2 separate regions of the Homo sapiens genome follow, and region 2 is linked to region 1. The links are chromatin contacts, found by Hi-C or POLR2A ChIA-PET in ENCODE. All regions are on one chromosome and are shown on one strand. Each heading gives the region's core, a stretch centred on a gene start or an enhancer-like site at or near the end of the contact. The rest is flanking DNA. Distances are from core to core; before and after follow the strand shown.

Region 1 (5,021 bases), core at 368-2,867:
CTGCCAGTGATTTCAACCTTGACCTTCAAAAATGCTCTGCAAGATTAAAAGTGATTTAAGATTGTTTTCTTTCAGTGCAAACTGCCAGTTGATACAACCTCTTCAGTTTCTGCCTGCCAGTATAAGATAGGGAATTGTTGATACTATTTAGTGTAAATAAAATAATTTCTTAAACATTGAAATACCAGTAACAGCTGGGGGAGGACTCACCGTTAGTCAATTACACTTATGAAACTTTCAAATAGAAATTTTATTTTCAGTGGATTCTGTTTTTCTTTCTTAACTGCAAAATCAGCAAGTCATTGGTTAAAAAGTATACTCTCCCCGCTTGAAGTCAAACAAGTATTCACCCTAAGAGGCAAAGTCCAGTATCTACAGTAAAAACTGGTAAGTAGTTGTTATTGTTTGTTTCAGAAATTATGCTAAAATCTAAAATATAAATTTTACAAATTTTCTTGAGGCAGAGAACTGCCACACCTAAGATGTCAGAACAATGAAACCACGTTTATAAAAAATGGTTTTTAGGCTCAAAAATTAGAAGAAAGAAATGTAACAGTTTTTTTGTTCCTCCCTTTTGCTTCATGGATAATCTTATCAGACCTTCAGACTTCATTAGCAGACAATTAATAGTCATCATACTTTTAAGAAATCTTTTAGTTTGATCATTGTATTTGAGTTTGTCTAACCAGAAATGGAACAGACTTAAAACCTGTAAACTGTACTTTGATAAACTGATTCCATGTTTTAAATGAAAATTTTTCATTTATGAAGGAAGATAATGTGAACTTTAAGTCATAGGACTTTAGGATATTTTTTAAAAGTACATTATTTCCAAGGTCATCATAGTATCAGATTAATGGATTGTTATAGCAGCCTATAATGGGTATTCAAATGAAAAAGCTCTGATATTTTAAAACAATTGTTTCTATATTGAAAATAGTGTTAACAATATGGCATCTAAGGATCTTACCTTAGGAAGCCTTCCCTCCATGTCCTTGTTTGGAAATGGTTCTTGACTGACCCAGACAAAGAGTTCTGGGTAATAAACCTATAGAGACACAAAAGCATACACATTCAGATTAAAAACAGGATCCACTCTGAAACTACACGGGATAACCTTAATGAGCTCAATTCTCCTCAATGGTTACTTATTCCCGACTACCACTTAGAGCACTGGGGAAACCATTAACTCTTTCAAACTGTTAGTGTGCTTCTGAACACGCACTGCACTCAGGAGAGTTTCAGCTCGATGTCTTCCAAGATTAAGTCCAATAAAGCAGAGATATCAATCAATGTTATTTTTAGCAGGCAAAGTAGCAGCTTCATGGTATGTCTGGCTGAGTGCACTAAGTCATCGGGGAGGTCTAACTTTCAAAGGATTCTATAAGTATCCTTGCAAAACTCCATCAAACACTGTTAAGGGTTATTCTGATCATTTATTAGAAGGCCAAAGATTATGAATAAAATAAAAGAGGAAAGAAAGCAGCAGCCCAGATTCTCTCCAAGTCCATGTGGCCAGTGACAACACATTCTGCCCAGCTGCCTGAAACAGCCAAGTGTCTGAGGGAGGGGCGGGAGATAGGTGTCATCACCATGAATGATTCAGAGAATACTAGCTGATGAATTCGGTGGTGGGAGGGGGTGGAGCGAGGGAGTGGAACTGAGTAACTCTTCTTTAAATATACAAAGGATGATTAGCATAAGGTTGCCGACCAGCTGTTCTCCATCTTCAAGTAATGACAGGAGAGGGGAAAGGCCTTAAAATTACAACTAAGATTTGGGTCAGCTCTAAGGAAGAACTCAGCATAAGAATTGTCAAATTACTAAAAGAAATTAGAGAAAAACTGTGAAATCTTCTTTAAAAAATTTAGAAACAGAATCCAACAACCATCTGTCAGGGCTAATTCACATTTAATATAGTTCTGATTGAAAGCAGAGTGAAATTAGGTAAGATTCCCTCCAGATCAGATTCTCCAAATTCTGCAATAAATAAGCCTCACATTTAATAAACAACAATTAAGAGTCACACCTCATTAACAGATTAACAAACAGACTTAGATGTGTGTTTACATTTTGGTTTTGGAAGCCGTAATTGAGGTAACCTAATCATTGAGTTGACTGTAATGCTTGGTATACCCCGATCAATCCATTTTGTCAGGGAATCTAGGGTAGGAAATGTAGATGGCTAAGTGTGTTCACTCTTCGGAATAATTGAACAGTAACTAACTATCTTTGCTCTACACCAGTGACATTTGTAGCACATCCTAGCTTACAAAGCAATTTTGCATACATTACTTAATTTGTCCTGATGATAAGCCAATAATATTGGTCTTATCATTAAACAAATGAAGAAATTGAAACTCAAAAAGGTCGACTTGCCCCAAGTCACACAGGTAGTGTAGGGTAGGACTGAAACTCACACTAGGTTTCCAGATTCTAAACTTCAGTTCCTTCCACTATCCTGCTGCCCTCGCATTATCCCAGAATGCAAATCGCCTACCACCACTCCCTCAAAATTATACCAGTCCACAGCCGCCACCCACGTTTGGGTCTTAAAGAGAGCTCATTCTGCAAGAGCTAGAACTATTTTCTTTTTGGACTGGGTCTGTTTTCTGAGCCATGTGGTTCCCCTCACCCCAACCACCTTACTTTTCCACATATTCCTCTCCTGTGCCCAGCTCCTTCAGAAAGTAATCCACCATCTGCCTTGTTTGGGACAAGCAGCCACTTCTGACATTTCCTTTATCCAGGAATGGGTGAAGAAAACAAAATAATCTCAAATACACAAGCTTTTTTCAGACTTATAACAAAGTCACAGCACACAAAAGCCCAGTTTGGGCTCAACTTTAGGGGACCCCAAGTTTGAATCTACTGTTAAATTCACTTCATATAAATGGATATAAAGTGATTACATTTCTATATTACCACTTTAAAAATCATATTTCAAGTACAGTCTTAAAATATTAGTGAGAAATTAAGTTCTGTTGGAAACCAAAAACGTTGATAAAAGTACATGTAAAAACTTTGTAGGCACAGGAAGCAAAGAAAAGCAAGGTCAGGTAAGTATTGTCATTCTTGCGTTCTTGTGCTTTTCTGGGATATTCCATTTTAACGAAATGACACTGCTTTAACATTTAACTTCTAAGCATCATTACTAAAACCACCAAAGTCTAATTTGTAGGGGAAAATAGCTTGCCTTTCAGAAATTATTACACCTATTCTAACAATCTGTTGTTCTAAGAACTCTCCATTTGCTAAAAAAAAAAAAAACAAAAACAAAAACAAAAAAAAAGCCAATGACTTTTGCCAAAGAACTTGGGAACATGAATATCTGACAGCAAAACACACATGACTAAGGAAACTTTCTCCCTTACTTCATATTTGTTACACTGACCAAGGCTTTTTTTTTCACTATTAGGCATTTTTAGCACATTAGGCATTTTTTAGTATTTGAATCATCAAGTAATCATTGTATACTTTTAGAAAAATGAACGTTGCTTTGGCCTTCTGGTAGTTTTCCAATCTCCTTCAAAGTCAGAACCTTAAGCCAAAAATGGCAGGGACAGAGGAGTCTCAGTTACATTCTTAAAACCTGCTTGGCTGGTATCTAAGAACTCAGCATATCCCTAGACATAGTACCTAAAGGAGATATTTAAACTTTTCATTTTTTTAAGCACAGCTAGTTTTAAGAAACCGTGGTAAATTACTGGAAACAAATATGATCTATCTGCATTACAGCATTGTTCTTTCTTATACCTGCAGTATTTTGAGACTCTAAAGTGAAGAGCTTAAGAGAAAAGATCTATTGACAATCATTAATTACCTTTGCTCTCAAATGATTCAGACCTGACCTTTGGTATTCCGCAAGGGCCTGAACTTCCATTCCATTCCCAGTGCTGGATGTGGAGAATGGGTGATCCCAAGCAACAATCATTTGCCTTTCTGTCAAAAGCTGTCTCGGTTTAAATGTACTGTATTTTCTTTGCCTCTTCTTCTCATCGGAACATGTTCTAGTCTACTCGCCAGGTGCTACTTCTGGCAGTCAGAAATAGTGCCACTTTTCAACTTCAAGTTTCTTACCAACCTTTTTTGCATTCATGCAGCAAGAGTTCATGAAATAGCTGCAAAGTGCTGGACACTGTTAGGTTGTGGGAATTGCAAGAGAAACAGAGTTTCTGCCTTCTAGATGCTCACGTCTGGGGGTGGGGCAGGTACAGCAGGGGTGATCAATCCACAAAAATTTACTTTTAAAAATGTGTTATGGGCTGACTTGTATCACCTCAAAATTCATATGGGGAAGTCCTAACCACCAATACCTCAGAATGTGATTGTATTTGGAAACAGGATCTTTGCAGAGGCAATTAAGTTAAAATAAGGACATCATCAGGGTGGGCCCTAATCTCAAGTGACCCATGTCCTTCTAAGAAGAGATTAGGACACAGATACACAGAGGAAAGACCATATGAAGACACAGGGAGAAGACAGCCATCTACAAGCCCAGAAGGGAGGCCTCAGAAGAAACCAACCCTGCCAACATCTTGATCTCAGACTTCCAGCGTCCAGATTGTTAGAAAATAAATTTCTGTTGTGTAAGCTGCCCAGTCTGTGGCACTTTGTTATGGCAGCCCTCGCAAACTAAACACAGTGTGCTTTTTAAGGGCAACAACAAAAAAGAAATATATAGGTTAAGTCAAATGTAATAGCTGCTGGAACATCTATCAACAGACTAAACAACAAACAAAACCAACATTTAGCATAATATCCAGTAGTGCTGTCAACAAAGGAAATGGGGGTGGCAGTGAGCACATCTGGGAGGGCATTTGATGGCTGTCAGAATCAGCCAAGGAAGATGATAGAAGGGTGAGGGATAAGTGCAGAATAAGCTCCATGCAGGCAAGTGGCCCTGTAGCCAGGTCTCCCTGCAGCTCCTAGGGGCCACAGCAGTAACAAGACCCACATGAACCCATGAGTTTCTGTGCCCTCAGTTTTCTAACTAGTTCAGAATATTAGGAACTGACAAT
Region 2 (5,124 bases), core at 2,478-4,977, 39 kb after region 1:
AGAAGAGCTCCAGCTTAATTTGAATGAGTTCTTTCAAAACATTTTCTAAAGTTCATGCATGGAACTTTTCTCTCTTCCAGGAAACAAACAATATAGAAATTTTGTTTTTCTCTGAAGAATAAAGTGTTCAAACTTATTCTTGTCTCATGAAGAACACAACAATATTTTATAATTTTTTTCCTACAACTATTAGGAGAATTGCATTGATACTTTATTTAGAAATAATAAAATGATGCAGAATGCTTCACATAGTAGGTAAAGACACATGAATGATGGAAGGGAAGAATAAAAGGAGCAGCTATTGAGGAGGTACATTTTCAGAAGTAGTATGTAAAGCACATTCACCTGTGAAATCTCTCTTACACTTCACAGATTCTTTGAGTTAGGCATTCGTTAACTCATTTTAACAGATCTGAGATTACTGAGTAAATACTCTGCCTGAGATCACACACAGTTAATAAATGACAGAGACAGGATTTGAAAGCAGAACTGCCTGGTGAGAGGCTTCATAGTCTTTTACACACACACACACACACACACACACACACACACACACATATGCACACTTGAACATTTATGTGCGGTGGCTCATGCCTGTAATCCCAGCATTTTGGTAGGCTGAGGGGGGCGGATAGCCTGAGGTCAGAAGTTCGAGACCAGCCTGACCAACATGGAGAAAACTCGTCTCTACTAAAAATACAAAAATTAGCTGGGAGTGGTGGCACATGCCTGTAATCCCAGCTACTTGGGAGGCTGAGGCAGAAGAATAGCTTGAACCCGGGAGGTGGAGGTTGTGGTGAGCCAAGATCATGCCATTGCACTCCAGCCTGGGCAACAAGAGTGAAACTCCATCTCAAAAAAAAAAAAAAACAAAAAAATCAATAGAATATTTAGAAGCAAGATTTTATTGTGCCATCAATATTCAGTATTTCCCTATCCTAATGAAAACCAAAAGTTATAGCAAAGTCCCTAAGAACTATATTACTTCGATTTTAGCTAGAGAACTGAAGCAAAAAAACTGTGATTATAGAATGATTTTTTTAAAAATCCATTAAAAACACTTAGCTAATCAGTTGTTATAAATGCTACTGTAAGATGCTGTCATTAGGAGAACTTTTAGAGGAAATGAAGTTATTAGGAATTCCACGATCTGTAAAACAGAGGAGTTGGACTGGAAGATTCTCCAAATTCCTTCAGTACTAACATTCTAAAATCCTATAACTCTACAGCTTGAAATGTAATTACTGTGTGAAAATTTACAAGCTAGGTTTTCTGCTTAAATGTGATTCTTTAGTTGCCCTCATGCTGTGACTTGTAAAATTATCATCTCAATCACAGTATATTTGGCCAAGAGCCTTATTTTTCCACTCCTGATAAATAACCAGAGGTGAGAGAATAGAAGGTTTTTTGTTTGTTTTAAACTCTTCAGTAGTTTTGAAATACAATTCATTTGTTATTTTTGTTCATCCTTGTTTCACTAAATTTATAGAAACAATTTTGAGATTTTCATCATTAATATACAAAACTTTTGTTTAAAAAATGTGATTACATTTTGACCCAAGAAATATTCCAGTTTCCGAAAGTCTGGAGGTTCAGCTGCAATCAGCAAGTCATGGTTTGGTTTGAGGGAACATCTTTATGCACCTGAGAAGCATCATCAGCCTGGCTCTACTAAAAGGAACAGGTGTGCAGCCTCAGAGAAGCAGCAACAAGTCCTCTCATTCAGCCCCTCCCCCGAGACACCAACAGGGATGCTGCTGGTCCTTTATGGGAACTGCAATCACAGCCTTCGACCCGGGAAAGCAGCATGTTTCCCATGAAGACACAACTGGAGTCACTTCTGACTCAGCACCTGAAAGATGTTGTTTTCCTGAAGTGTATCTTTTCATTAATCTTCTTTATTATGTATTATTAATAATAGGAGTTTAATATAAACGATGCTGTGTTTCATAGCATGACAGCTTTGGATTAGGTAATGTTATCTTGTTACTAATGGTTACTGCTGCTTAGTTTCTCTTAAATAGCAAAATGATGATATTCAAATGTTCCATTTTAGGTTCCGTGTTTATCTGTTTTCAACTAAGTCAACATAGTATTGATAATTCTAGAATTTTACTATAAACATACTTGTTCATACATCATCTATATGTCTCTAGCTGTAATCCCAACAGACAATAGATTGTGCAAGTCATAGTGCATATAACTTTCATTCAATTCTCTGAGCCTTTTTTTTTAAATTTTTTTTTAAACTACTGTCTTTGCAGGAGACTGAGCTTCAATTCTCTGAGGGGAAACCAAAAAAAGGAGAGAAGAAAAGGAACTATTATCTGCTCAGCAGTAAACTATGTTCTGGGAAGATATACCTTAGGAGGGAGAGAGAATCATAAACATACATAAAAACTAATAAACACCTACTTCTCTAAAGCAGATGTAACAATAAATAGTATTTGGAGGTTACTAATTGGTCCTTGGCCACTCCAAGAAAATAGTGGTCACACAGTGCTTTTATTTCACATAAACCAAGAATTAGCAGCTAATGTAATAGTCAAAATCTCTTTGCTCAAGAAATTAGAAGATGATTATTTATTCTACTGAGGATATTTAACAATGAGGATTTATCTTTAATAAAATTTGTTGGGGAGGATTGGAAATCTGTTGTTTTCAGTTGTGCAACAAAGATCTACAAGAATTTGCCCCTTGGTACATTATAATCAAAATTTTCACGCAAAAATGTCTCTATATTATCTACAAGGAAGACTCTAGGACCAAAATTAAGGTTTGAGATCATCTAAAGTTTTCCTTTACTAAAGTGGGTTATTTCTCTGTTCAAAAATATAATGCCTTCTACAGAGTGCCTAATATTCTTTCTTATTTTTTGAAAAACACTGTCAAGTCCAAATTTGGTTCTGGCACACAGAGTTTTATGTGTTCTCTCCCTGGTACCCTGCTTGTAGAGAAATCTTGCGGGGCTTAGGGCAATCCCAAGAGTGTAGCTTATACCAAAAGACCACACTCCTGGACCAGGAAGACCCTTCAACCTGGGCTCTTACCCGTGGGGGAGGTGACACAAAGCATGCTCGTCCCTAGAGTTTTCTACTCTGATCTGAGAATTTATAAACCACTTGACAAATTCCCCATTCAATATGTATTCCCAGAATTTAGACTGAAGCCTCAGGACAAAGAACTCTAGAAACATCATTGAACTAATTAGCATTGATTTAGTTCTCCTTATATTACATGTCCAGCATTATGCTAGATACTGTAGATGAGAGAGGGAAAGGAAAAAAGGGAGGGAGGAAGAAAGGAAGGAAGGAAGAAGGGAGGGAAGGAAGAAGGGAGGGAGGGAAGGAGGGAGAGAAGGAGGGAGAGAAGAAGGGAGAGAAGAAGGGAAAAAGACATATGATATTATGGTAGGCAGAATATTGGCTGCCAAAGATGTCCACATTCTATCTCTATAACCTCCAAATATGTTACCTTACATGGTAAAAGAGACTTTGCTAATATAATTAAGGTTGCAGACCTTAAAATAGGATGATTATCCTGGATTATCCAGTTGTGCCCACCTAATCACACTTGGGCCTTTAAAAACATAGAACCTCCCTTCAGCTGCAGCAAGGAGAAAGGCCACAGAAAGGGGAATGCAGCGTTTCAAAGTGTGTAAACGAGTCAGTGTCCTTCTGTGGGTTTGGAGATGGAGGGGCAATATAACTGGCAGTGCAGATGGCCTTAAAGAGCTGAGAGAGGCTCCTGGCTGACAGCCAGTAAGGAAATGGGGCCCTCGGCCTTGTGACCGCAAGGAACTGAATTCTGCCAACAACCTGAATGAATTTAGAAGTGGATTAACTGCCAGAGCCTCCAGAAAGGAATGCAGCCCTGCTGACATTCTGATTTCTACCTTGTAAGGCTCTAAACAGAGGACCAGTATGGTGACCTGGACTTCTAATCTGCAGATTTATGAGATAAAGTATGGGTGTTGTCTTTATTGCTAAATTTGTGGTAATTGGTTATGGTTAAGAAGAGAAAACTGATACAAATAATAAATGTCCCTGGCTGCAAAGATTCTAATGGGGGAAAAAGTGAGTAAATGCTCTTATGATGTGAGGAGAAATTTTCCTGAAGAATCACAGTAATAGTTTGATTTTGTTGTTTTCTGTTTTTTTCTTTAAGAGATGGCGTTTTGCTATGTTGCTCAGGCTGGCTTCTAACTCCTGGGCTCAAGCAGTCCTTCTGCCTTAGCCCCGAAAGTAGCTGGGAGTACGGATGCACGCCACCATACCAGGCTTAAACTTCAATTCTTTCAAGTATCACAGAGATATTACCATTTAGAACAATTCCTTAAGTTTCTTTCTATACCAATCCTCATTTTAAGGGCATTTTATGGGATACTCCAAAATGACCAAATCTTTAGGGAGCAGTGTGAAGTGAGTGCCTGGCAATCTCCCTGTGACTTGTGGGCTGCCCTAGGGTAGCAGGAGGCAGCTGATTACCACATATAAATACTTGTCAAAGCTGAGCACATGATCCTAATGCAGAATCTTGCTAAGAATGCAAACTGCCTTTTGCTTCCTTGAGAAAGTTTGCAACACAGCAGCCCTACTCATATTCTGTGTGCCTGCCAATTACTTTTATACATGCGGTCTTCCTTTCAATTCTCGGGAATATGCATTAGAGCAGGATTATTTTTAATAATCCAGAGAGTATATTTAGAGCATAATTTTTTTATTCATTAATAATGATTAAGATACATCTTACAGGTGGCAGAAGAAGGGTAGACGAGGGCTTTGTAAAATATGCTTTGAAAATTTGATGCGAAGAAAATATTCCAAAATATTCTCTCAATTATCAACAGAGGGAGAAGACAAACAACAATTTGGGGGAAAATACTTGTGACTCCTATCACAAAGAAAGAACTTAATTTCTTCCATTTAAAAAGTATTCTTCTAAATCAATAAAAGACCAAGAACCTAATAAGGGGTGAAGGATATTAAAAGATAGATCACAATAAAGGAATGATAAGTGCTTTTGCACTTATGAAAATATTCACTATCACTTATAATAAGAGACTTTCAAATTAAAACTATAAAAAACCATAAAAATGTAATTTATAACTACTGGATTAACAAG

What was found. Hi-C counts contacts between places; a loop is a spot of excess contacts on that map. ChIA-PET counts read pairs that join two places held with the same protein, here RNA polymerase II (POLR2A). Pooled maps may share reads with other maps.
Region 2: a map of prostate gland shows a loop between it and region 1 (6-fold over the local background). The contact joins two enhancer-like sites. A Hi-C loop is called at or near these places in 3 of 168 maps with a recorded cell type or tissue (K562, endothelial cell of hepatic sinusoid and prostate gland), 1 of 37 single-sample maps with no recorded cell type and 1 of 50 pooled maps. POLR2A ChIA-PET finds 5 or more read pairs at or near these places in 4 of 52 experiments (GM12878, H1, K562 and 1 more).

What each region holds. Positions count from the first base shown.
Region 1 is chr5:111,734,460-111,739,480 of GRCh38, forward strand. It overlaps NREP (neuronal regeneration related protein), which reads right to left. Exons shown (of 4, transcript NM_004772.4): 3 at 971-1,048. It overlaps STARD4-AS1 (STARD4 antisense RNA 1), which reads left to right. Exons shown (of 7, transcript NR_040093.1): 6 at 1-387; 7 at 3,845-5,021. Among named protein-coding and RNA genes, the nearest start is that of NREP, 20 kb to the right of the region's middle. Within about 2 kb of position 1,618, at least 3 of the 41 ENCODE cell types and tissues checked have a DNase peak (open chromatin) inside an H3K27ac peak, as active enhancers do.
Region 2 is chr5:111,770,909-111,776,032 of GRCh38, forward strand. It overlaps a transcript of NREP not described here. Among named protein-coding and RNA genes, the nearest start is that of NREP, 16 kb to the left of the region's middle. Within about 2 kb of position 3,728, at least 2 of the 41 ENCODE cell types and tissues checked have a DNase peak (open chromatin) inside an H3K27ac peak, as active enhancers do.